Regions from separate parts of the Homo sapiens genome. Here regions 2, 3 and 4 are each linked to region 1. A link is a contact called in ENCODE Hi-C or POLR2A ChIA-PET data. All regions are on one chromosome and are shown on one strand. The core of a region is the stretch at or near the end of the contact, and the rest is flanking DNA. Distances in the headings are between cores, read along the strand shown. Region 1 holds the start of ZNF45 (zinc finger protein 45). Region 2 holds the start of ZNF233 (zinc finger protein 233). Region 3 holds the start of ZNF576 (zinc finger protein 576). Region 4 holds the start of ETHE1 (ETHE1 persulfide dioxygenase).

Evidence for each region. Hi-C counts contacts between places; a loop is a spot of excess contacts on that map. ChIA-PET counts read pairs that join two places held with the same protein, here RNA polymerase II (POLR2A). Pooled maps may share reads with other maps.
Region 2: a loop to region 1 is called in a map with no recorded cell type, with 5 times the contacts of the local background. The contact joins the promoter of ZNF233 here to the promoter of ZNF45 in region 1. A Hi-C loop is called at or near these places in 1 of 37 single-sample maps with no recorded cell type and 2 of 50 pooled maps. POLR2A ChIA-PET finds 5 or more read pairs at or near these places in 1 of 52 experiments (HepG2).
Region 3: a loop to region 1 is called in a map of naive thymus-derived CD4-positive, alpha-beta T cell, with 25 times the contacts of the local background. The contact joins the promoter of ZNF576 here to the promoter of ZNF45 in region 1. A Hi-C loop is called at or near these places in 1 of 168 maps with a recorded cell type or tissue (naive thymus-derived CD4-positive, alpha-beta T cell) and 12 of 50 pooled maps. POLR2A ChIA-PET finds 5 or more read pairs at or near these places in 1 of 52 experiments (activated CD4-positive, alpha-beta T cell).
Region 4: a pooled map shows a loop between it and region 1 (3-fold over the local background). The contact joins the promoter of ETHE1 here to the promoter of ZNF45 in region 1. A Hi-C loop is called at or near these places in 5 of 50 pooled maps. POLR2A ChIA-PET finds 5 or more read pairs at or near these places in 2 of 52 experiments (AG04450 and HEK293).

Annotation. Positions count from the first base shown.
Region 1 is chr19:43,930,597-43,936,823 of GRCh38, forward strand. It overlaps ZNF45 (zinc finger protein 45), which reads right to left and starts at 4,686. Exons shown (of 10, transcript NM_003425.4): 1 at 4,328-4,686; 2 at 3,830-4,098; 3 at 2,008-2,094. ZNF45-AS1 (ZNF45 antisense RNA 1) reads left to right here. Exons shown (of 3, transcript NR_184050.1): 3 at 1-5,218.
Region 2 is chr19:44,258,173-44,264,155 of GRCh38, forward strand. It overlaps ZNF233 (zinc finger protein 233), which reads left to right and starts at 1,714. Exons shown (of 5, transcript NM_001207005.2): 1 at 1,714-1,766.
Region 3 is chr19:43,593,152-43,600,089 of GRCh38, forward strand. It overlaps ZNF576 (zinc finger protein 576), which reads left to right and starts at 3,444. Exons shown (of 3, transcript NM_001145347.2): 1 at 3,444-3,592; 2 at 3,943-4,042; 3 at 5,680-6,938. The coding sequence starts at 3,958. The coding sequence ends at 6,107. IRGQ (immunity related GTPase Q) reads right to left here and starts at 2,983. Exons shown (of 3, transcript NM_001007561.3): 1 at 2,831-2,983; 2 at 1,658-2,189; 3 at 1-216. The coding sequence starts at 2,187. RefSeq lists enhancers at 1,607-2,403, 2,589-2,658, 3,059-3,478.
Region 4 is chr19:43,525,951-43,532,083 of GRCh38, forward strand. ETHE1 (ETHE1 persulfide dioxygenase) reads right to left here and starts at 1,251. Exons shown (of 7, transcript NM_014297.5): 1 at 1,147-1,251; 2 at 565-709; 3 at 251-399. The coding sequence starts at 1,227. It also overlaps a transcript of ZNF575 not described here. RefSeq lists enhancers at 1-402, 403-907, 423-602 and silencers at 1,213-1,402, 5,205-5,376.

The DNA of each region.
Region 1 (6,227 bases), core at 3,436-5,935:
CAGCTCCCTGCTCCTCTCCAGTATAAGATGCCCCTAGAGCTCTCTATAAGAGGAAAGGGCTGCAGAATGACTGGTAATGCCTCTGGAGGCAAATTCTCAGAATGAAAGGGGAGGCTTCCCTTAGATCAGTGCTGTCCAACAGAAATATAATGCAGGCAAGCTATTCGTGTAATTTAAATTTTTCTCATAGCTACACTGAAAAAGGTAAGATGAAGCAAGTGAACTTAATTTCAACAATATATTTTCTTTAACCCAACATATCCAAAGTATTATCCCCTCAACTTGTAATCAGTATAAGAATTATTGAGGGATTTTACTTTCTTTTTTTCATACTAGATCTTTGAAATCTGTTGTGCCTTACCATTATAACATATCTCAATTCAGACTAGTTACGTTTCAGGTGCTCAATAATCACATGCGGCTAATGGCTACACTATTGGATAGTGCAGGTTTAGACCTTTTTATTAAGGCAATATAGACTATATAATCATCTCACAGGGACTTGCTAAGTTCAAAAGACAGCAAATTAGTTGTAGGTTTCAACAATCACTATCATAGAAACTATGCACATTTGTTTAAATATGTAACAGAATTAAAGTATCCATAGAAAAAGTGGAAAGTGGGGAAGAAAAGAATACTTAAAAATATACCTTTGAGGCTGGGCACGGTGGCTCACGCATGTAATCCCAGCACTTTGGGAGGCCCAGGCGGGTGGATCACGAGGTCAGGAATTCAAGACCAGCCTAGCCAAGATGGTGAAACCCCGTCTCTATTAAAAATACAAAAAAATTAGCTGGGTGTGGTGGCGGGTGCCTGTAATCCCAGCTACTCGGGAGGCTGAGGCAGAGAATTGCTTGACCCTGGGAGGCAGAGGTTGCAGTGAGCTGAGATCGTACCATTGCATTCCAGCCTGGGCAACAGAGTAAGACTCTGTCTCAAAAAAAAAAAATGTATACATATATATATATACCTTTGCTCCTTCAATAACTTGTTGCATTTTTCAACTTATCTGTAGAAGATGAAGGCCAGCTTTAGTCTATAATACACAGAGGACTTACTACATGCGAGGCACTATTTCAAACATGTTACCTATCTCTTTTAGTCTTCACAGAAACTTTACGAGGTAGTTATTAATATCATCCCTACTTAACGGGTAAGAAAACTGAGGCACAGAAAGGTCAAGTAACTTGCCCAAGGTTATTCAGTCACTGAGTGTTCCAACCTAGCTGCTGAGGTTTGATTCTGGCTCTGCCCCGCTGATTGTGCCACCAGTTCATCTGTACAGTTAACTTGTGTGTGTTTGTTTTTTCATCTTTAAAATCAGAATAAAATAGAACTGTCATAAAGAACAAATAAGCTAGTGCATGGAAAGCACTAGAAATTCTCCAAGTCATAAGAAACACCCAACAAATGTCAGCAGTCCTCATCAGAATCTCCATGTGATAAATATTAAACCTGGCCAGGCATGGTGGCTCATGCCTATAATCCCAGCACTTTGAGAGGCGGAGGCGGGCAGATCACTTGAGGTCAGGAGTTCAAGACTAACCTGACCAACATGCCAAAACCCCGTCTCTACTAAAAATACAAAAATTAGCTGGGCATGGTGGTGCACGCCTGTAATCCCAGCTACTGGGGAGGCTGAGGCAGGAGAATTGCTGAAACCCAGGAGGCGGAGGTTGCAGTGAGCCAAGATCGCGCCACTGCACTCCAGCCTGGGTGACAGAGCAAGACTTTGTCTCAAAAAACAAACAAACCAAAAAACCCAAAAAACTGAACCTTAATAGTGGTCTGATTTGTCTTTAAGGGAGTTTGTTTTAGATCTTGACAATATTATCCACAATTGTTCATCAACTTTTGAATACCCTGAAAAAGTTGATGGATTCTACAGCCCACCAAACGTGAGATAACAGACAAGGACTGTGGATAATCCTTCTATTTTGTTCTCTAATTGCAAGCTGTAGCACCCAAAATCCAGATGCCTGTTGGAGAGCTACATGAATCACTTACTCACTGAATAACTCCTCTTTGCAAACCTCTTGCTGGGTACTCTTGAGAAGAATATGATAATGTCCATGAAACAGAGGTCCCTGAAGTCTAATGGGAGAGAGATAGGAAACCAAGAGTTATATGCCAGTGGCAAGTGCAACTCCAAAAAAGCAAAGAAAATCAATCATCTTTCTTTTCCTAATTGCAACTCTTTCTAGCTTTCTCACATAAGTAGCATTCTCCTAGCTGCCAGGAGTGAAAAACCTCAGAGTTACTGTTAATATCTATTATGGGCTGAATTGTGTGTGCCTCTCTCAAAACGTTAAAGTCCTAACGCTCGGTATCTCAGAAATAACTGTCTTTGGAAATAGGGCCTTTAAAGAGGTGATGAAGTTGACTTACAGCAAGGGAGCTCACGCACACAGAGGGGAGAGGCCTTACAAGCCACCAAAACTGGTGACACCTTGATTTTGGACTTTTAGCCTCCAGAACTGTAACAAATACATTTCTGTATAATCCAGCCAATTTGTAGTATTTTCTTATGGCAGCCCTGGCAAATGAATATAATTGCCCCTCCCTTGGCCTTCATATATAAACGATTAGTGAGGCCTAGCATGGTGGCTCACACCTGGAATCCCAATACTTTGGGAGGCTGAGGTGGGCGGATCACTTGAGGTCGAGTTTGAGACCAGCCTGGCCAACATGGAGAAACCCAGTCTTTACTATAAACACAAAAATTAGCAGGGCGTGGTGACGGGCACCTGTAAAGCCAGAGGCAGGAGAATTGCTTGAACCCAGGAGGCAGAGGTTGCAGTGAGCTGAGATCGTACCACTGCACTCCAGCCTGGGCAACAGAGCAAGATTCCATCTCAAAAAAAACAAAAAACAAAAAACACAATTAATGATAATTATTAGTTTTTAAGCCTTACTGACTCATCATCTGGGTTTGTTTTAAAATACTCAAGGGAAAAAAAGTTGGTGGGAGAGGCAATAAGATTAGCAAGAATGGAAGCAGGGTGACTGTACATAAGAGTTCATTATATTTGGGTATGTTTGGATATTTCCATAGTAAAAAATAAGGGAATAACAACCCACTATGAATAGTGTGATAACAATTTCATAAAACACAGACAAAAACACATTAAAAACTGCTAAACAGAAATGCATTAAAATGTTAATAATTATCTATATCCTAGTATTAAGGAAATTTGTAATATTTTATATTTCTGTATTTTCTACATCCTGTACAGAGAACGTGCATCTCTATGATCAAAATATGAACTACTAATATTGCTTAAAATTAAATGAGAATTCTTTCAAAATTTTCTAAAGTCTAAACTCAACCTTGCTTTCAAAATCTTCTACAGTAAAATTCCAACCTCCCTCCCCAACTTGATCTCAAATGGCTCCTCTGCAGCCAGTTTCCTATGATTATTTATATGGATCATTTATCTATTTTATTTCCTAATTCTAAATTGGGATTTCAAACTGTGAGACCAAGGGTATTCAGATGTAAGGAACCCAAGTCTAGGACACAAATCCCACTGTTCTTACTAGCACTGTGATATAGGAAAGTAAATTAGGCTCTCTCCATTTCCTCATCTGTATAATTGGTGTAATAACAGTACCCATATCACAATACCCACATCACCTTTGTAAGGTGAACAGAACCCACAACACAAGGCCTTTGTGAAGGTTCAGTGTGTTAGTTTTTATAAAGCCCTCAGAGTGATACTCAGCACCCAATGTTTAACTAGTGTGACTAATATTCATGTCACATTTTCTCCAATTATACAATAACGGAACACTTCTGTAGCAGAAACATTTGCAAGGAATGAAATACCTTCTCGCACTCGGAACAGAAGAGGAAGGTGAATGCTAGGTCCTGTCACAGTGGGGCTCTGCTGCCAGAAGCCAGGATGCTCTCCTTCCTCCTCTCCCGCAGCATTCTTTCAGAAGTCAGGGCAGGGGAAGGAAAGGAGGCTGGGAGATTGCACGATCTTGTCTGAGATCCTGGAAAATCCACAGAGGATAACTCCAGACGCCACCTGTTGAGTGATGCACTCTTTCTTAAAAAACGGGTCAGGCATAGTCCAAGAACAGCCTCCTTTCCTGCAGGAATCAGAAAGAAGAGCCAGGCGCTTGCTGAAAAATGAATATTTTTTATTATGATAGTTTTAATATTAACGGCCGACATGTTGCCACATTCCTGTACTATTCCATACACATTTTACTTGTACTATATTACTAATTGTCAAAACAAATATATAAGGTTAATATTTCCTTTTGCAGAAGAGGAAACTAAGACCAGAAACTAAGCACCGAAAGATTAAGTTCTCACCCAACGTTACACCGCTAGGAAGCTACAGAGCTGTGGGAGGTGGGGGAAGGCGGGTCGGGCCGCTGAGAGCCCAGGAGATCCTCAGACGCCTCCCCATTCAGGTCCACTTCCAACCAGGGGACTCCCGAACCGCCCCGAACGCAGCAGCTCCGGATACAGTAAGGCAATCAGCTGCCCAGCCATTCAACTCCGCCCTCCGCTGCTCGCCGCAGCGTCTTTTCCTGCTGACCGAAGTGCGAGCCCTGCTGATCCTACGACCAAACCATAAAAGTTAAAACAGGTCGCGGGGTCCCAGGACTCACTCACTTCCACGAGAGGAATGAAGGCCGCGCTCTCAACCTCTTGCCGCGGAAGTGCCCGGGAGAGCAGGGAGCTCTGGAACTACATTTCCCAGCATCCCCGGGAGGAACGGAAGCCGCTGCCCCGCCCCCTGGGCGGAAGTGCGGGCTTCGACTCCCACGGCCGAATCTTATTTCTCAGAATCCCCAAGGGGAGCGGGCTTCGTGTTCTCGTCCTCAAATAGTCGAAGTACCACCGAACCCACTGAGCACTGGGGTATAGGTTCCTATTTCCCCAGGGGAGCAAATAACAAAGCCGCGCTTTCCCAGAGCTGAAGTGCCCCCAAAAGTCTGGACCACACGTCCCAGAATCCTCTGTAGGGCTGAGCTTCCCGCCAGCCTGCAATTTTCCTTTTGAATTAGCGGGGGGAGTCTAAGTCATTGCTTGTAGAGCTCAGCCTGCTTTTTCCTTTTGCCATTGTTCCCTTTTATACGTGACAGAAGTTGCGAATATGAAAAAAAAAAAGGAAAATACAAAGGAATGCTATGTGTGAGCTAAAAACAGAGGTAATAAAAGAGGTGGCCAGAGCCGCCCAGAGCAACAAGCCTTTTATAATATGGGTATGGATTCATCTGTGATTAAAAATGCTCAAAAAAGGAGATGCAATCATCCAGCAGGACATGAAACAAAAGCAGCAAAATTCTCCACTTTTCTTGCGCTTAGTTTTCTTTCATTCGCAGGATACTGAAGAAAGTATTATAGTATTGAATAGGCTCTATCCTATATAAAATCTTGAAAACATTCAGTTCAGATTAAGGAATCACATCACTTCTTGCTCTCAGAATCAGGAATCTGTAAAGGTGTCTTATGATTTGCCAAAGTGTCTATGAATATTCAGTAAGGAGAGGGAGGTGAAGTGAGGGATTAAGACATGAAGTGCAAAAAATACAGAAAGCTATACTATTCACTTTTCTCCTAGGTAGAAACTAAATATTTTTCCAAGTTTATTATGAAAGGGTAAAGAAGAAAAAATGGAAGTTGACTACATAGGAGTAGCTGTAAACATCTGAACAATGTTCAATTTAGGCTGAGGCAGGAGACCAGCAGGGCGTGATTCCAAGATCAGATAAGAAACCTGCTGAAACCAGCAAGTGATGGAAAGCAACCTGTAAGTTCCCTTTGCTACCTATCAGTATAAGACACTCCCACCAGCGCCGTGACGGTTTATAAATGCCATGGCAACACCTGGAAGTTACCAACCCCTTTTCTAGAGATTTCCGAGTAACTCACCCCTTAATTTGCATGTAATGAAAAGTTGGTATAAATATACCCAGCCAACAGCCCATATGCTGCTACTCTGGGCACACTGCCTGTGGGCTAGTCTTGGTCTGCAAGGAACAGTCACTGAGCTTTTAACACTGTTGATTCGATAAACCTGCTTTCTTCCGCTGCTGGCTTGCTGTTGAATTCTTTCCTGAGCAAAGCCAAGAAACTGCCCTGCATCAATGCCATTTCAAAATCTGGATAAGTACTCTCTCTACTTTAGTAAGAGGAAGAGAGAAATGTAATCACCCAATGGACTCATCTTGCCCACTGCCCAGAGAGAGCCAATTTATCAAGA
Region 2 (5,983 bases), core at 464-2,963, 320 kb after region 1:
AGTAATGAGGAAAACTGGAAAATTCACAAATGTGTGGAAATTAAACAGCACACTCATAAAAACCGATGGGGATAGAAGTTACAGGGAAATTAGAAAATACTTTGAGATGAAAACAAAACATGATTCAGGATTCCTTTGGTGCTAAAATAATAAAATTCTGCTGACTGAGCTAAAAAAATTTGTGATAGAAAATATCAAAGGCAGTTCCCCACTCTATACACAATACCCACCCCCATAACTTAAATAAAACAACTTTCTCCTTTCTAGAGAAAATCACATTGGAAACAAAGCCTCTGCAAGAAGTCCTGATATATGTGCTTTTACAAGGCTGCTAAATATTACTTCATTTTTGATACCACATTGACTTGATCTATTGATGATCATTCTATTGCATTTATCATCTCAAGAGCAAGCTGAGTGGATACAAAAAAAAATTTAAATTGAAATAAGGGAAGAAGCATTTTCAAGATATAATTTAGATGTTGTTTTTTTCCAAATTACAATACAGTTGGCTCTTGAACAACACAGGTTTAAACTGCATGGGTCCACTTATATGTGAATTTTTTTTCAACAAATATATTGCAATTTTTTTTGGAAATTTGCAACAATTTGAAAAAGCTCACAGATAAGCCGTGTAGTCTAGAAATATCAAACAATTAAGAAAAATTTAGGTATATCATGAATGCATAAAATATATGTAGATATTAGTCTATTTTATCATTTACTACCATAAAATATACATGAATCTATTAAAAAAAGGTAAAACTTATAAAAACTTACACACACAAACACAGACTGTACGTTCACAGTCAAGAGAAATGTAAAACAAAGATGCAATATTAAATCAAGCCTGCATAAAGTTAACTGTAGTACATGCTGTGCTACTGTAATAATTTAATAGCTATCTCCTGTCACTGTTGTGGTGAGCTCATGTGTGTAAATATCTGCTTAAAATTCCAAGTAATGCTAATCATCTCAAAGTGAGCAGTTCATCTCTCTAGTAAATTGCGTATTACAGTAAAAAGTGATCTAAAGGTTTCTTATTTTTTATTGTGTTTAGTGCAATACTATAAAACTTGAATACTACCATGGGACCTATGTGAACTGCCACTAGTGATGTTGCAAGTGCTCCCAAGATGCATAGAAAAGTCATGACATTATAAGAAAAAGTTGAATTGCTTGATATGTACTGTAGAATGAGGTCTGAAGCTGCAGCTGCCTGCCATTTCAGAAAGATGGTTTATTTTGTAAACAGATGGTGTAAACTTACAGTATCAATACCGTACAGAACTGTAAATATTTCTCTTCTTCTTGATTTTCTTTTTTTCTTTTTTCTTTTTTTTTTGGAGCTGGAGTCTCACTGTCGCCTAGGCTGGAGTGCAGTGGCACGATATTGGCTCACTGCAACCTCTGCCTCCTGGGTTCAAGCAATTCTCCTGCCTCAGCCTCTGGAGTAGCTGGGATTACAGGCATGTGCCACCACGCCCAGCTAATTTTTGTATTTTTAGTAGAGACGGGGTTTCACCATGTTGGCCAGGCTGGTCTCAAACTGCTGACCTAGTGATCCACCCCCCCTTGGCCTCCCAAAGTGCTGGGATTACAGGCGTGAGCCACTGCACCTGGCCCCTCTTGGTCCCTCTTGGCTGGGCAGGGCGGTAGCCTGTTTCCGCTCGGGCATTCTGGGAAGTGTAGTGCAGAAGCCGTTGCAACCTTGTGTACTTCCGCTGCAGGAGGGCGAAGCAGCCGTCATCTATCCCCTCTGGGAGGTGAGTCAGCGCGGAACCTCTGCATCTACGGCGAGCTTTCCTGGCCTGGGCGTTGGACTCGCAGGTGCCTGCCCTCGCTCTCAGTGAAGGGAAGTCGCAGAGGGCGGGGACGACGGTTTGCTTGCCCTTTGTTTTTAGGGCGGTGCATGGGTCTCCAAGTTGGGAATGGCTCCTGGTCGCACGTTTGGTTTGAAGGTCTCCCGGGCGCTCAAGTTCCCTCGCCTTCCCCACCTTCCACACGCTCTGCTGTCTTCTGGCAATATAATCTTGGTAGTTTCTTAATTTCTCCGTTTCTCCTCTGTAAAGTGAGTTTCATAGTAGTACCTAACTGGTAGGGGTTTCGTGAGATTTACTTAAGATAAATAGATGTAAAAATGCGTAGGACCGATCCTGACACACACTGAAAAGGTGGCTGGTTGTTGCCAATCTGTTATTTCTTCCTGGAGAGGAGAGGCATTCAGTCTCTGAAAGCTTCTGTGAGCCCGCAGTGGGTTCTGAGCTCCAGGTGCAGCGCTACTCGCCCTTCTCTGATCTCTGCACCTCGCGAGGCTGTTCCTGGATTCCTAACGTGGGGGGACGGGGGTGTCAATTTTCTCTCCATCTTTTTTATTTTTCCTTCCCTTTTAAGGCATGAGTGTGTCTCACCTCCATGTGGTGCCTGGGGATGTCCACTGTCATTCATCCTGGACCAGAAACAGAGTTTAGATATCTTCCAACCTCCTTTCCTTCCTCAGCCTTGACTAACCGGAGGGCTGCAGAGAGGAGGGTGTTGACCCCCTGGCTCTTGGTAACATTGTCCCAACGTGAGAGGACTTAATATATGCTATTGCTATTTCTGCTTAGTTGGAGAACAGATTTCCCACACTCATTAGCAATATTATTTTTCCTGCTGGGCAAATGCTCAAATATTTATGGAATAAATGAGAGGTTGGATTAGGCATGTGTTCGTGAATGAGTAATAATAAAATTTGTTAATACGTTGAGTGCCAGGGTCTCTTCTATAGGCTTTATATGCATTAATTAGCTTAATCTTCAGAACAAAGATAATATTGTAATTCCTGTTTTACAGATGACAACACTGATGGGTAAAACATTTATCTTCCCAAAGTAAAACAACAGGAAAGAGCCTGAACTGGGAGTTTGAGCTCAGGCTGAGCTCAGGCAGAGTGGGTTCTTGACCTTTGTGCCACTCTCCTTCAGCCCTGAGAAATGTCAGTCCCATGGGGGTGCAGTGACTCACGCCTGTAATCCCACACTTTGGAAGGCTGAGGCGGGAGGATGGCTTGAGCCCAGGAGTTCAACAGCAGCCTGGGCAACATAGTGAGACTCCATCTCTACAAAAAAATTAAAAATTAGCCACACACCTGTGGTCCCAGCTACTTGGGAGGCTGAGGCAGGAGGATCGCTTGAGCCCAGGAGGCAGAGGTTGCAGTGAGCTGAGATCATCCCACTGCACTCCAGCCTGGGCAAGAGAGTGAGAGTCTGTCTCAAAAAAATTAAAAAGAGGAAAAGAAATGGTTTCACAGTTTAGGCAATGACTGGGGGATGCTCAAGAGTCATAATAAAAAAAATTTTTTTAAGGATTTGCAGGGAAGAACTCTGAGGAGATGACATTTGAGTAAATACCTGACACTGCTATTAAAATAAATAAATAGATAGGGTTTACATTATCCACAGTCTATGGATTGACCCTTTTATGAATGATTTCACTTTTTTTTTTTTTTTTTTTTTGAGACTGAGTCTCCCTCTGTCTCCCAGGCTGGAGTGCAGTGGCACGATCTCAGCTCACTGCAACCTCCCACTCCCAGGTTCAAGTGATTCTCGTGCCTCAGCCTCCCGAGTAGCTGGGATTACAGATGCCCGCCACCATGCCTGGCTAATTTTTGTATTTTTAGGAGAGATGAGGTTTCATCATGTTGGCCAGGCTGGTCTCGAACTCGTGACCTCAAGTGATCTGCCTGCCTTGACCTCCTAAAGTGCTGGGATTACAGGCGTGAGCCACTGCGCCTGGCCTAATGATTTCACTTTTAAGGATGACCTTGATGTTGCTTGAGCAAAGCAAATGAAATTAAAAACGCAGAAGAAATTGACATATAAAGTTCATCCTCTCCTCCTCCCAATTAATTTAATAGCCTGAGAATTTTGTAGCTTAAAGGAATCTTGGAGATCAATTAGTACAATCCTTGTCTGACTGTGTGTCATTCTTTGATTCTGTGTGCATCAAATACTCACTATATTCTAGGTGCTTGGGGTAAAAAGATGAGTAATGTTCATTATCTCACAGGCAAAACAGATGCTTGATTTACTAATTATACCCCAAATGCCCCAGCTACGCTGAAGGCTTCCAAGAGGAGGGATTACAAGAGAAGGACAGGGAAGCTGGTCCTCTCTGGAGGCAGAGTGGCAGGAGCAAAGGCACGAGAGGACTTGACAACCTAGGAATGAACAAAGTCTGGAAATTCAGGCCTCGAAAAGTGGCCCTGGTACATGTAGTGAGCAGAGCTGAGCCAGGCACCCCAAACCCCATTTGTTTTTTTCTACTAAATGTCGTGAAATGTCAAGTCTTGCAAAATCCTGTTACTGAGCAGAGCAGGAGGGTGCAGGTAAATATAGGACCAGAACAAAGGGAATTGGATATTAAAAATTGATCTCTCTCCCTAGCTTTCAGAAGAGAATACATTGCTCTCGTCCCTACTAGAGTGTTTCTGCCTGAAGTAGGAGGACCCACGAACAGGAGTAGCTATCTGTATTGAATGCTATCTTGTATATACTCACTGAAACCTCTTAATAACCCTACGAGGTAGATACTGTTATTGTCCTCACTTTATGGGTGAGGAAATAGGCACAAAGAGCTAGTAAGTCAGAAGAGTCAATTAGGATATTAGGTTCCTCATCATCTGGCTCCAGTATCCCTCAGCAGATCATTTTCAGCAGTTCATACCCTCCAACTTCCCCTTCTCTGATCTCTAAGACATGATTCCTTCCATGTCTTCATATTTCTGATTAGAGAAGGAGACACGATTAAGAGACAGGCTCTGGACTCAGCTGGATTCAGATGCAGTCTCACCTCACCAGCTCTGTGACCTTGGGCAACTTAATCTCAGTAATCCTCAGCTTCCTCATCCATTAAATGGGAACGACAGTCATCATATCATCACTTATTGAGAGCTTATATAATGTGCCACAGACAGAACCAAGGCTTTTACCCCATTTAAAAAATTGAGTCATAATTCATATACCATATAATTCACCCTTTTAAAGTGTGCAATTCGGTGGTATTTAGTGTATCCACAATGTTAGGTTGTACAACCATCACTATTTTCTAATTGAAGAACATTTGTATCACCCCCAAAAGAAACCTCATATGCCCTAGCCATCACTCTTTACTATCTCTTCTCTCAGCCCCTGGCAACTATTACTTTTTGTCTCTATGGTTTAGCCTAGCCAAGACTATTCGATTTGCTCATTAATCCCCAAAGCAACTGTAAATTAGAATCTGTTATTAGTACTACAGTATTTTTCATTTAAGTGAGACAGATACTGTCAAACTTTTGTTTAAAAAAAAGCTAGCAGAGACACATTTTAAATTAGTATTTCCTTACGACAGTGAGCACGGGAAAGGGAGATACACCATTGAGACTCTCCTGGCTACATGAAGAAAATTCATAAGTATTTATACCTTTTACAAAACTGAATGCTGATATCAATTAAATATTATAGGACAACAAAGTAGTAAGTAATATAGCCAATCAGAATTATAGACTTTTCAGAGGTAAAGGTGAATTTCATAAGATAAAGCATTGTACAGTCTTTGAAATCTGGATGTTATAAAAGACTCTCTTATTGGAAATGATGGCAAAAGACATTTGCAACAACAATTTTATGATGCATAATATCATCTGCTTTTCTGCAGCTTGCAGGGAAATCAGTTATACGAGTTTCCATCTGTTCACACATTTAACCCTTACAATAATCTTGCAAGAAAGCACTATTTTTCTCATTTGCAGGTGACAAATTTGAGGAATGGGGAGGTTAATTAGCTTAAACAGAGTTAGTAGCCATGCCAGGATTTGACCCCAGACCTTGTGACCCCAGAATCCACTTTTGTAGCCAGTACATTCTGCTGCAAGTAGCTGGGATTACAGGTGTGTGCCACCACACCCAGCTAATTATTGTATTTTTTTGTAGAGATGGGGTTTCGTCATGTTGCGGGCTAG
Region 3 (6,938 bases), core at 2,194-4,693, 340 kb before region 1:
TCGCCAGGATCCAATCCAAGCAGCATGTCCACCACAAGGCCCACGTCAGCCTTGCCAGCCACGGCCAGGTCTAGCCGTGCGCTGCCCAGGCGCTCCAGGCCTGAGCGCACCCACGACAGCGCAGCCTCAAGGCCGCCGGTCTCAAAGGCCTCACGCACAGCCTCTAGCTCTGCTGCACCCAACACCTCGAAGCCATCCTGCGCCGGTGGCAGGAGCCTGTGGGGACAAGAAGGGACAGGGTCAAAGGTAGAAGAGGGGCTGGGTGACATGGACTGGGCTATGATGACAAGGGCAGAGCTTTCCTAATGATCCCAGAATGGGGCAGGGGTAGGAAAGGGAAGGGCCAGACTGATGGCACAGCAAATAGAAACCAGATAGGGAGAGGCAGTGATGATATGGGTGGGGCTTCAAGCAATAATGGAGTCTTGATTATTGGACGGGTGGACATAAGGTCAGGTTTCCCACCCCAGCCTAAAATGGGGATTGGGCTAAAACTTCCATGGAATACAGTATTTGGGGGCGGGGTTTTTCCAAGGGTCGGCTGTGCTGGGTGGGACAAAGCTCACAGAGGGTGGGGCCTAGAACAAAGAATCGCAACTGTATTGTGGCCTAAACACAAGTCCAGCACTATTTGAGACAAGGTCCCCAAGGGCACTCTTTTCAGGGGCTGGGCCTAAGGAGGGTCAGTGAGGGGAGAAATCTCATCTACCAGTTCTTACCAAGGGGGAGTGGCTAAGGTGACTCCCGGGCAGGTGAGGCTAAGGAAAAAAGATGACAGTGTACTGGGACAAGGGACTGTCCCTCTCTGAGCCTCGTTTTAAAGTCTTTAAAATGAGGAGGCTGGCAGGTGGTAGAGCAAATCCAGGAGGTAGCCAGCAAGTGGGCACAGAAACAAGAGGGAGCTGGAGAAAGGAGGTAGATGAGGATGCCCCAAAATAATAAAGCTCATTGCGGGTGTGGCTTTAGGTGCTTGAAAACAAAACTGATGGTGGGGAGGGCTCAAAGATTAGAGTTTTCAGGTAAAATCTTCCAGGGGGCTGGGCAGAGAGTCTCACGACTGTAATCCCAGCACTTTGGGAGGCCAAGGAGGGTGGATCACCTTGGTGGGGGCAGGGCCTGGAAAAAGGAGCCTCAGGGCCCCAGCAGATAAAGTGTTAAGCCTTTCCCTTTTAATTCTAGGGCTTTGGGAAGCCTGGGTGGGGGCATGGCTTGAGGCCAAGAGTTCAAGACCAGCCTGGGGAAACAGTGAGATGCTGTTTTGCAGCCTGTAGTATTAGCTACTCTGGAGGCTGAGGCAGGAGGATCATTTGAGCCCAGGAGGTGGAGGCCGTCAGTGAGCTAGGATCGCGGCACTGCACTCCAGCCTGGGCGACAGAGTGAGAACCTGTCTCAAAAAAAAAGGCCGGGTGTGGTGGTTCACGCCTGTAATCCTAGCACTTTGGGAGGCTGAGGCGGGAGTATTGCTTAAGGCCAGGAGTTCAAATTCAACCTAGCCAACATAGCGAGACCCTGTCTCTCAGGAAAAAAAAAAAAATAATAATAATAGAGCTAAGCCTTGCCCCAAACTCACTGGGGGAGGGATCTCATGGACCTCCATGGTCGCACCTAGGTGCCTAGGGTCTCGACTAACGGACCCAGCCAGAAAGCCGGCACTCACCTCCGCAGCGCTTCTGCCTGGCTCTGCAGCGCCGCCCGGAGGCGCTCTAGCTCCTCGCAGCCGTCGCTGCTGCCGCAGTTCGCCGGTAGCACAAACAGATCCGCAGCTCCTAACCCCGCGCTGTTCAGCAGAGCTGCTGTCTGATCACGGGCCTGGGCGGCAGTCTGTGAATCCCCAGGACGGAGGTTCCGCACAGCCAGTAGCGGGGTCCCTCGGGCCAGGGCGGCCAGCGCTGCCTCTCCCAGGGCTGGAGCCAACGGTTCCCCGTTCCCCTCGGGTCCGGGCAGCACCAGTACCAGCACGTTGGCTTCCGCCGCCCAGGGCCCCGGCGCTGCGGGTGGGCAGCTCAGCTCGCCCAGAAAAAGGCCTGGGCCCGCAGCTCTTAGGCTGGGAACCCCGGAGTCCGGCCGTCCCTCGGGGGCCTCGAGCGTCTCCACATCCTTGTCGCACAGCGCTGCGATCAGCGCGGACTTCCCCAAGCCCGGAGGCCCCAGGAACAAGGCGGTCACGTCACCCTGCGGCGGAGGCATGGCTGGAAAGCAACGGGTAGAGAAGACCTGGGTCAGGGAGCACCTAGCCTTTTCCTTTCCTAGCCGCCCCACTCGGAACCCAGGCCTCAGTCCTTCACCCTGTCCCCTTCGGTTCTTGAGTGTCACTCTCCAGGACCTAAAAAATCCAGAGCCCAGACCCTATTCCCCCAGAATCCCAGGCGTCCTGTCTGTCCGCCCTCCCTCTAGATGGAAACGTTTCCCTTTCTGCTTCAAAAACTCTGAAATCAGGCGCGGTGGCTCATGCCTGTAATCCCAGTGCTTTGGGAGGCCGAGGCCGGAGGATCGCTTGAGGCCAGGAATTCGAGACCAGCCTGGCCAACATGTGGGGGGACTCTCTGGTAGAGTCTCCGTCTCGATAAAAAATAAAATTTAGCCGGGCATGGTGGTGTGCGCCTGTAGCCCCAGCTACTCGGAAGGCTGCGGCGGGAGGATCGCTTGAGCCCAGGACTTGGAGGCTGCAGTGGGCCGTGATCACACCACCGCACTCCAGCCCAGGCGACAGAGCAAGACCCTCTCTGAAAAATAAATAAAAATAAAACCTCAGAAATCTGGCTTCCAGTCCCTCCTCCCTCGGACACATTGTTATTTTCATCTTTCCCCTTCCCCCTTCCAAATCACCAACCGAGCAAAAAGCCGACCCACGGGAGAGAGCGCAGTCGGTGGCAGTAGGTCAGCAGCTGAGAAGCCCGGCCCCTGGGCCGCGGCGGACGGAGGCCGAAGAGGCCAGGGAGCGGTGATTTAGAGATGCCGGGACCCGTCCCGGTAGCTTTAACCTGACGTCACTCCCTCTCCCAAGGGGGTGTGTCTTGGAAGGCCGACAGCAGAGACCCAGCCCTTCGCCGCGCCTGCGCAGAACGGCCGAAGTGTGCACGCCCCTCTTTGGCGGCCTCAGGGCCTAGAACAATGAATGAGTCAACGCGCCTGCGCGCCACGAGAGCCTACCCACGCATGCGCAAAAGGCTTAGCTAGCTAAGCCGCGGGAGGCTGAACGTCATCAAACGCGCCATAGGGCAGAGAAGGACCCCTCCCGTTATTTTGAGGACCGGGCTGGTGCGACTATACTACTGCCGGATGGCAAATCCGGGATCTCGGCTCCGAGAGGCTCATCTGGCAAAAGGGCGCGGAAACCACGGGGGCCCTGAGACTGAGTGGTCCCTATCCCACTTCTCTCTGGGGCGGCGCTGTAGCCAGCGGCTGACAGGCGCAGCGAAAGGCAGCCCTCTGCTGTAAGGAGGAAAACTGAGGCCTGGGAGCAGGAACCTGTAGGCAGCGCTTGAGGGTAGCGGGATAGCAGCTGCAAGCGCGCGTGGGAGGCGGGGGCTCTGGGCGGAACAAAAATCACAGGATGTCAGAGGATGTTTCCCGGGAAGAACTGGGATAAAGGGTGGGTATCACTACCTGCCCCAAGACACTTGAGATTGGGATGACGCTGGTGTCAAAGATCAAGGCTTCCACGCTGAGTTCAGGGAGTTAGTTTGATGCAGCAGGTCATAGGTCACACCAGTGAGAAGACTCTAGGGGAGTCCCAAACCCAGGAAATCCAGTCCTTTGGGAGGTTTGAAGCTTCTTTTAGCAAGAACTCCATCAATTAGAGTTCAAGGAGATAGTATGTCGTAGGGGTCAAAGGCAGGCAAGGAGAGCCTCTGGCGATGTCAAAGGTCATAGACTTAGGGTGCCCTCTAAGACTGGTAACAGATGAACAGCTTCACTTATGCACGCTCCTCTCCTGACTAGAAGGGTCCCAGCACCATGGAGGACCCGAACCCTGAAGAGAACATGAAGCAGCAGGATTCACCCAAGGAGAGAAGTCCCCAGAGCCCAGGAGGCAACATCTGTGAGTACACATGGCTGGCGGGCTAGAGGAGGGTGGGGTGCAGGAGCTGATGCTAAGATCTCTGTGGCACTTCGGTGTCCAAGGCGCCACAGAGTTTTGCCTGTTGAGAAGGGGCTGTAATGGTCCCTGAGCTGCTCTAGCAGGAAGTGCATCTCCTCACACCAGCTTATGTGGCCAGAGTACTCACCCTCCTCTGGCCACATAAGCAGGATTGCAATGCTTATGCATTCAGAGGGATAGGGTGGCTTCCAGGAGAGGCTTGGGTTGGAGATGTGGCTGGGAATGGTTCTATTGGGAGAGAAACCCCAAGATTCTGGTCCCAACTCTGCCCTAGACTTTCAGTGTAACTTGGGCCTTGGTTTCCTTGACTGTCAAAAGAGGGTGGTACTTCCCACCTCACAGGGTGGGTATGGGATTAACTGCAGCAAAGGGGAAAGCTAGGGGTTAATGATGGTAGCCAGTTTGACATGTAATAGCAACACCTCCTGCTCAGTGTTTTATTATGAGCTAGGTGTATTTATTCTCATATTATGAACCATTTTAACATTCATTATCTCATTGAGTCCTTCTAATAATAGGCCCTTTAAACTGGGAACTGAGGCAGAGAGAGGTATTTGTAACAAGAGCTGTAGTCTCAATGCCCTTGAGCCAGAGACTACCAGGAACACACCTGCAGTTGAACACGTTGGGTTTCTCACTGCAATGAACACAGACCATGGGGGGACTGTGGGGTGTCTCACTAAGAATGGTAAAAACGACACAGGATTTGGGCTTGTGGGTGGTGATTTTGGGGAAGGTTCAAGCAAAATTGTTTTGCTCTGGATTGGATGCTACCAGGAAGCAGGGGCAATTCTATGATTGGCTATCGTAATAAATCTTACCCAGAAGGAGGAAGGAAGGAGGCGAGGCTCAAGCTCTGACTGATAAAGCAGCAGCAGACATTCACATTAGCCAGGATAGGAGGATGTTTGGTCATTTTTCTGCTTGGACAGTATTCATATTTTGTCTGTGCTCAGACATTATGATGATGTAGTCTTGTCTTGATTCATTTTAGTCACAGCGTGGCCTTGTCTGTCCTTGATATTCTGTGAAAATTTATGTTCAACAGAACACCAAGGTCTAGCTGTGAGTACCAGGCCAGATCCTGGATGTCGGGCTGGATTTCTCTGTATCATTAGTCATAATTGCAAATGACTGTACAGCAATTCATTTATTCCTTCCAACGGTCCTATGGAGTAGATACTGTTATTAGCCCATTTTCCAGATAAGGAAACTGGTGTAATTGCCTAGGAAGTGGTGGAGGTGAGATTCAATCCCAAGCAGTCTGGCTCCAAAGGCTGTGCTGTAATCACCATACCCCTCTGTTGGGCAGGCTGACTCTCTGGGTTCCAACCCTGGCTCCACCATTTCCTTTCCTAGCCTCATGACTATGGGCAACTTGCCTAACCTCTTTGAATCTCAGTTTGCTCATCCATAAAATAGGTGCAAGAACAGTTCTCCTGTTTGGTTGTCCAGCATTAGCATAGAACCTAGCACATAACACATTCAATGTTAATTGTTGGTGTGATTCTGGGGTTCAGGAAGAGGTCTTGGAGACTCCTGCTGGCCTCCCCTGACCTCTCCCCCACATTCCTCAGGCCACCTGGGGGCCCCGAAGTGCACCCGCTGCCTCATCACCTTCGCAGATTCCAAGTTCCAGGAGCGTCACATGAAGCGGGAGCACCCAGCGGACTTCGTGGCCCAGAAGCTGCAGGGGGTCCTCTTCATCTGCTTCACCTGCGCCCGCTCCTTCCCCTCCTCCAAAGCCCTAATCACCCACCAGCGCAGCCACGGTCCAGCCGCCAAGCCCACCCTGCCGGTTGCAACCACTACTGCCCAGCCCACCTTCCCTTGTCCTGACTGTGGCAAGACCTTTGGGCAGGCTGTTTCTCTGAGGCGGCACCGCCAGATGCATGAGGTCCGTGCCCCTCCTGGCACCTTCGCCTGCACAGAGTGCGGTCAGGACTTTGCTCAGGAAGCAGGGCTGCATCAACACTACATTCGGCATGCCCGGGGGGAGCTCTGAGTGCAGCTTAAGCCTCTCCACGGTGACGGGTGGCTCTGTGGCTGGTAGGACTCACCCATGATATGGGGTGCAGGAACTCTGGGGGCCCTGAAGGATTTGCTTCCCTCCCCTGGGAAGGCAGAGGGCTCTTAATAAAGAGGACCCAGAAGATTCTTATTTAGAGCTTCAGTCTTTGGAGCACACAGGGCCTTCGTGAGACAGTGAAATCAGATAATAATGAGATCTTTTGTTAAAAAAAAAAAATGGGAAGGGAGTGCGGGAGAGAAATGGTTTGTGTCTCCCTTATTCCCAGTTAAATACCTAGCTGCAGATTGTGCCATCACCCTTCATTCTTCCCAGATGGATGCCATGGGCTATGGGAGCAAATTGCCCTGGACCTTTGCCTGAATGGGGGCAGGAAAGGTGAGGTGTTGCTGGCCTGTAATGCCACCAGGTGAGTTCCAGATGTGGAGCAACTTGGGCTTTTGGGGATGGGGCAGCAAAGTTGGGAGCTGGACCCCAATTGAGTGGGGGTAGCAATTGGAGTCCTTGTGTCTCTTTTCCACCCCCTGCCATCCTCACTTAGAGGGGCCATGGCACTAGATGGCACTAGTCCCCCGATAATTTATGTCTCGTTGAAATAATTTTGTATATCATTCTAGTCCTGAAATATTTTTTTCATATGTGTAGGTGAAATGGTATGAATAAGCTAACAGGAATAGTATCTAAAAACAGAAAACATCCATATTAAAATGTCTAAACAGGGAGCTCTGGCTTTTGAGTGGGAATTTCCAGAGAACATAAGGGTGTGGGCAGGTGGGGGAACTCAGGCCAGAGTTGGCCTCGCTTTGT
Region 4 (6,133 bases), core at 1-2,500, 410 kb before region 1:
AAGGAAACTCCTTAAATGCTGTTGACTTAGGAGTTCCGCCAGTGCCCCACCTGCCCAGAGCCTCTTGCCCCAGTGCCCCACCTGGGTTTATGGTGCCCCCCTCCCAGAAATATGAGCTCAGGGGTCAGAAACCCAGGTCCTGAGGTCCCTCCTCCCCAAGGACTCAGGATCCCAGGCCCCCAGTCCCCTCTTCCCTTAAGTTTAAGAAGTCCAGGCCACCACCCTCTTGGGGACCCAGCACCCAACTCACGAAGCGCCCGAAGCGGATGGAGTCTCCATCCTCAATGTGTAAGTCAGCCTGGGCCCCACTAAGGCGGGAGATGACAGACTGGCAGCCAGGGAGGAGGGAACGGAGCAGCCCCGAGCCTGTAATGTGGTCCGCGTGGCAGTGGGTATTCACTGGGAGAGAGAGGAGGGACAGGTCCGGAGGGTACAGAAAGGACCTGGGAGTCCCAGCCCAGATCCTTCTCCCTCAGACTCAGGAGTTCTGGGCCCCAGCTTCCCATTCCACTGACGCTGCAGCCCAGCCCCGCTGGGATCCATGAGTTTGGTCCCCGGACTGACCAGCATAGAGCAGCCGCAGCCCCAGCTCCTTGATCAGCTGGGCATCCCGAGGCGCTGTTTCCAGGACTGGGTCGATCAGAACGGCCTCCCGGGACTCTCTGTCACCCAGCAGGTACGTGAAGGTGCAGCTCACAGGCTCGAACATCTGGGAACGGGGGACCCAGGTGAGGGCGCAGAACCGGACTTCCACCCACTGGAGGCCAAGTAGTCCAGACTGACCCTATCCTCTTCCTAAGATCCAGAAGCAGAAACCCCAGCCCACTCTTTCCCCGGGAGTCGGGAGTCCGGAGCCCCACTACCTTCCCCTATCAGAACAAAAGAGTTCCAACTTCCTAACATCCCAAAATCAGGGTCCCCAGCACGTTCTTTCATAGAGGACCCAGGGGTCTGGCCCCAAGCCCAGAGGCCCCCAGACCACTCACCTTTAAAGGACCCAAGAGTCCAGCCCTAAACCTCCACCCCGCTTTCCGCAAGATGCAGGCGTGGGTCCCCCCGGATCTCTCCCTATTAAGAGACCCCGGAGTTCCGTCCTTGCTGCCGCCTAGTGCCCAGCAGTCCCCTCCTAGGTCCAGCCACCCGCACCTGCCGCAGGAGGATGGGGGCTCCAGACCCGCCGCGCTGGCTCAGCTGCCGCCGGGCGACCCTCAGTACAGCCTCCGCCATCGCGCCCACTGCGGGGTCAGGAATGAGCGGAGGCCGAGCGCCTGCAGGAGCCGGGCGCTACGGCACTGACCCCGGGAAGGGCGGGGCGGGGGCGGAGCACGCCTTAAAGGGGCCACGGACGCCTGGGGCAGAGGGCGGGGGACCGCCGAGCGGGACTGGGGCGAGGGCGAGACCGAGGAAAGCCAGAGTGCAATGCCTGGACGCTTTGAGACCCAGAAAAAACAGAGAACAGGGAGACACTCAAAGTGCGAGGGACAGACGCTCAGAGACACACAGACATACTCATGTAGGAACAGAGATAGGGAGAGAAGTAGAAACCCAGGGAGAGGCCCCAGTACACTCATAGCCTCGGGGCCGTTTTTTTTCCTTTTTCTTTTGTTTTATTTTGAGACAGAGTCTCGCTCTGTCACGCAGGCTTGAGTGCAGTGACTCGATCTCAGCTTACTACAGCCTTAAACTCCCGGGTTCAAGCGATCCTCCAACCTCAGCCTCCCGAGTAGCTGGGACTATGGCACGTTGCCACCACACCCGACATTTTATATATATATATTTATATCTATATATATATTTATATACATATATATATATACACACACACACACACATACATGTATATAAAATTTGTTTTTTGCAGAGACGGAGTTCTCACTATGTTGCCCAGGCTGATCTCGAACTCCTGAGCTCAAGCGTTCCTCCCACCTTGTCCTCCCAAAGTGCTGGGATTACAGACGTGAGCCACCGCGTCCCGTGGGGCCGTTTTCTAGCAGGTGGTAGGATAGTCATGGTTAGAAAAAGATGTTCGGTTCCGGGAGGCAGAGGTTGCAGTGAGTAGAGATGACGCCACTGCACTCCAGCCTGGGCGACAGAGGGAGACTCTGTCTCAAAAAAAAAAGATATTCGTTCGGTTCCAGGTCATTAATATCTTGAGGGACTTTTGAGTGGGTGCCTGGTTACCAGAACAACACTTGATCCCATTAAAGTTCATCCAGAAATTGCATAAGCATTTTATCAGGAATGTTTCTCTCTTTCCAGGAAGAAATCTTAAAAAAAAAAAAAAAGATAATTTTGCATTATCTCTTGAATAATCAGATTGGGGATTATTCATCTTCTGTTGGGGTGTGAACCTCTGAAAAGAGCTTGTGTTCATTTACACCAAGGACCTGGGGCTGAAAAACTGTAGTCTCAAGTCATGAGCTGTCAGAAAGTCTGCTCTTTGTAATCGTAGCAGTAGTGAGAATAGGACATCCCACTCTCATCTGGAGGATCTATGTCACTTTGTGACATCAGAGCAGCCTTGATTTCCAGCCTAGGGGCAGAGCTTTTTTTTTTTTTTTTAATTGTTAGAATTTTTTTTGTAGAAACAGGGGTCTTGCTATGTTGCCTAGGCTGGTCTCCAGCTCCTGGCCTCAAATGGTCCTCCCACCTGGGCCTCCCAAAATGCTGGGATTACAGGTATGAACCACTGAGTTATCCTGTCCCACAGCTTCTGAGGAGGGGTTTCCTGCAACAACATTTATCTTAATTCTGGAGTTTCCAGGGAATGGTCCCTGGAGCTATTTTCAGAGCAGCCCCTGTGTGAATGCCTTTACACAGAGAAGGCCTGCTTTTCCTTAAGCCTATCAAATTGCTTCATTAAAATTTTATGTGGCCGGCTGGGCGCGGTGGCTCATGCCTGTAATCCCAGCACTTTGGGAGGCTGAGGCGGGCGGATCACGAGGTCAGGAGTTCAAGACCAGCCTGACCAACATGGTGAAACACCATCTCTACTAAAAATATAAAAATTAGCTGGGTGTGGTGGTGCACACCTGTTATCCCAGCTACTCAGGAGGCTGAGGCAGGAGAATTGCCTGAACTCGGGAGGTGGAGGTTGCAGTGAGCTGAGATCGTGCCACTGCATTCCAGCCTGGGTGATGGAGACTCCATCTCAAAAAAAAAAAAAAAAAAAAAAAAAAAGCATATGGCTGAGCTCATGCACAGGCACTTTGAGCACTTTGGGAGGCCTAGGTGGGCAGATCACTTGAGGTCAAGAGTTTGAGACAGCCTGGCCAACATGGTAAAACCCCATCTCTACTGAAAAAAATAAAATAAAATACAAAAAAATTATCTGGGCGTGGTGGGGCACGCCTGTAGACCCAGCTACTTGGGAAGCTGAGGCATGAGAATCATTTGAACCCAAGAGGCAGAGGTTGCAGAGTTTGCAGTGATCCAAGATTGCACCTCTGCAACATAGCAAAACCCTGTCTGGGCAACAGAGCGAGAGTGTCTAAAAAAAAAAGGCCAGGTGCGGTGGCTCACGCCTGTAATCCCAGCACTTTGGGAGGCCAAGGCGGGTGGATCACGAGGTCAGGAGATTGAGACCATCCTGGCTAACACGGTGAAACCCCGTCTCTACTCAAAAAAAATACAAAAAATTAGCCGGGCATGGTGGCGGATGCCTGTAGTCCCAGCTACTCTCGAGGCTGAGGCAGAAGAATGGCGTGAACCCGGGAGGCGGAGCTTGCAGTGAGCCGGGATCGTGCCACTGCACTCCAGCCTGGACGACAGAGCGAGACTCCGTCTCAAAAAAAAAAAAAATTCCAGGCATGAGGTCTCATGCATGCCTGACTCAAGCTAGACAAAGCTGAGGACCCAGAGGTGACTCAGTCTGGCTGGTAGGCGAGAGAGGTAGGGAAAGCAGGTCTGAGACACAGGGAGGTGTAGGGATTTGGGGAACTCAGGGGAGGGAGGAGCCAGGGAAAGGAAGACCCTCAGGCACTCCTTACTGAGAGGGTCCCCCAAATAAGAACTTCTCGCCCCTGGCACCCTTTCCCGTTGTTTTTGCAGAATTTCTAGACCATTTATGTGTCCTTTGAAGACACACCCTAGGCAGGGTTTATAGGCTCAGCTGTGAGATGTTCTAAGAGTTAGACTTGGCTTCACCCTTCTCAGGTGTAGGACCTTGGGCTGAAAACTTATCTTCTTCTGGGTTCCAGTTTTCTTATCTACAAAATGAGGTTGAAAATAGTTCAATAGCCTGACATAGCACAGGCTCTCAATGGGAACTGCCCATCATTATTTTGTCACTATCCTTGACTCCTTCCTACCCTTGCCACCTCCACCCACTTCCAGGCCCTGCTGAGTTAAACTCTCTCTCTTTTTTTTTTTTTTTTTTTTTGAGATGGAGTCTTGCTCTGTTGCCCAGGCTAGAGTGCGGTGGTGCAATCTCAGCTCACTGCAACCTCCGCCTCCTGGGTTCCAGAGATTCTTCTGCCCCAGCCTCCCAAGTAGCTGGGATTACAGGTGCACACCACCACACCCAGCTAATTTTTGTAGTTTTAGTAAAGATGGGGTTTCACCATGTTGGCCAGGCTGGTCTGGAACTCCTGACCCCAAGTAATCCACCTGCCTCAGCCTCCCAAAGTGCTGGGATTACAGGGCCGAGCCACCGTGCCCAGCCAGATTTAACCTATCTTAACCAGGCCACTTTTCTGTTATCACACCCTCTGCCCCATTCAAGGGGCAGCAAAGCATAAATGCAAATTGCCTGGACTGCAGGGCCAGGCTGAGGGATTCAAATCCTGGCTCTGATACTTCCTGGCTGGGATGACCTTCCCCTCCACACTTCATTTTCCTCCTCTGTACAAGGATGATAGTAGCACCTCCTCTTAAAACATTGCTATGGGGATTAAATAAATTAATGCACATAAGGACAGTTTCCAGTGTATAATAAGTGCTAGCAATTAATACTGTAATTAATATATAACAATACCCTCACTGGTCTTCTGGCTTCTACTCTGCCTTCTTAAAATCATGGTTCTTGAAAATAGCTGTGGCCCTAGAGGTTGGGCGCGGTGGCTCACACCTGAAATCCCAGCACCATGGGAGGCCGAAGTGGGCGGATCACCTGAGGTCAGGAGTTTGAGACCAGCCTGGCCAACATGGTGAAACTCCATCTTTACCAAAAATACAAAAAAAAAAAAAAAAATTAGCCAGGCGTGGTGACGGGCACCTGTAATCCCAGCTACTCAGGACGTTGAAGCAGGAGAATCACTTGAACCTGGGAGGTGGAGGTTACAGTGGGCTGATATCTCGCCACTGCACACCAGCTTGGGTGACAGAGCAAGACTCCGTGCAAAAAAAGAAAGAGGTGGGCACAGTGGCTCACCCCTGTAATCCCAGCACTTTGGGAGGCCAAGACGGGTGGATCACGAGGTCAGGAGATCGAGACCAGCCTGGCCAACATGGTGAAACCCTGTCTCTACTAAAAATACAAAAATTAGCTGGGTGTTGTGGTGAACACCTGTAATCCCAGCTACTTGGGAGGCTGAAGCAGGAGAATCGCTTGAACTCGGGAGGCAGAGGTTGCAGTGAGCCAAGATTGCGCCACTGCACTCCAGCCTGGGGGACACAGCGAGATTCCATCTCAAAAAAAAGAGAGAGAGAGAGACCGAAGTGTCACTTCAAACTAATACAATGTGTGGAGCTCATTTAGATCTTAAGTCAAGCAAATCAAGTGTAATAAAAAGATATTTATGAGATATGATGTTTGACATTTAGCTTCAGAATCATTTGGGAAGAGTGGATGGGGGGTAAATCAAACAATACTGGTCATGAGTGAATAATTATTTTAAAAACTTTTTTTTTAAAGATACGGGGTATCACTCTGTTGCGCAGGCTGGAATGCAGTAACACAATCATAGCTCATTGCAGACATGAACTCCTGGGTGAGTCCCCACTCCCTACCCCCGTGAAATAGCTGGGACTACAGGCTGCCATTAAGCCAGACTTTTTTTTTTTTTTTTTTTTTTTTTTTAAGATGGGGAGGTGTCTCACTATGTTGCCTAGGCTGGGATTTTTGTTTGTTTGGGTTTTTGGTTTTTTTGTTTTTTTGAGACGGAGTCTCACTCTGTTGCCCAGGCTGGAGTGC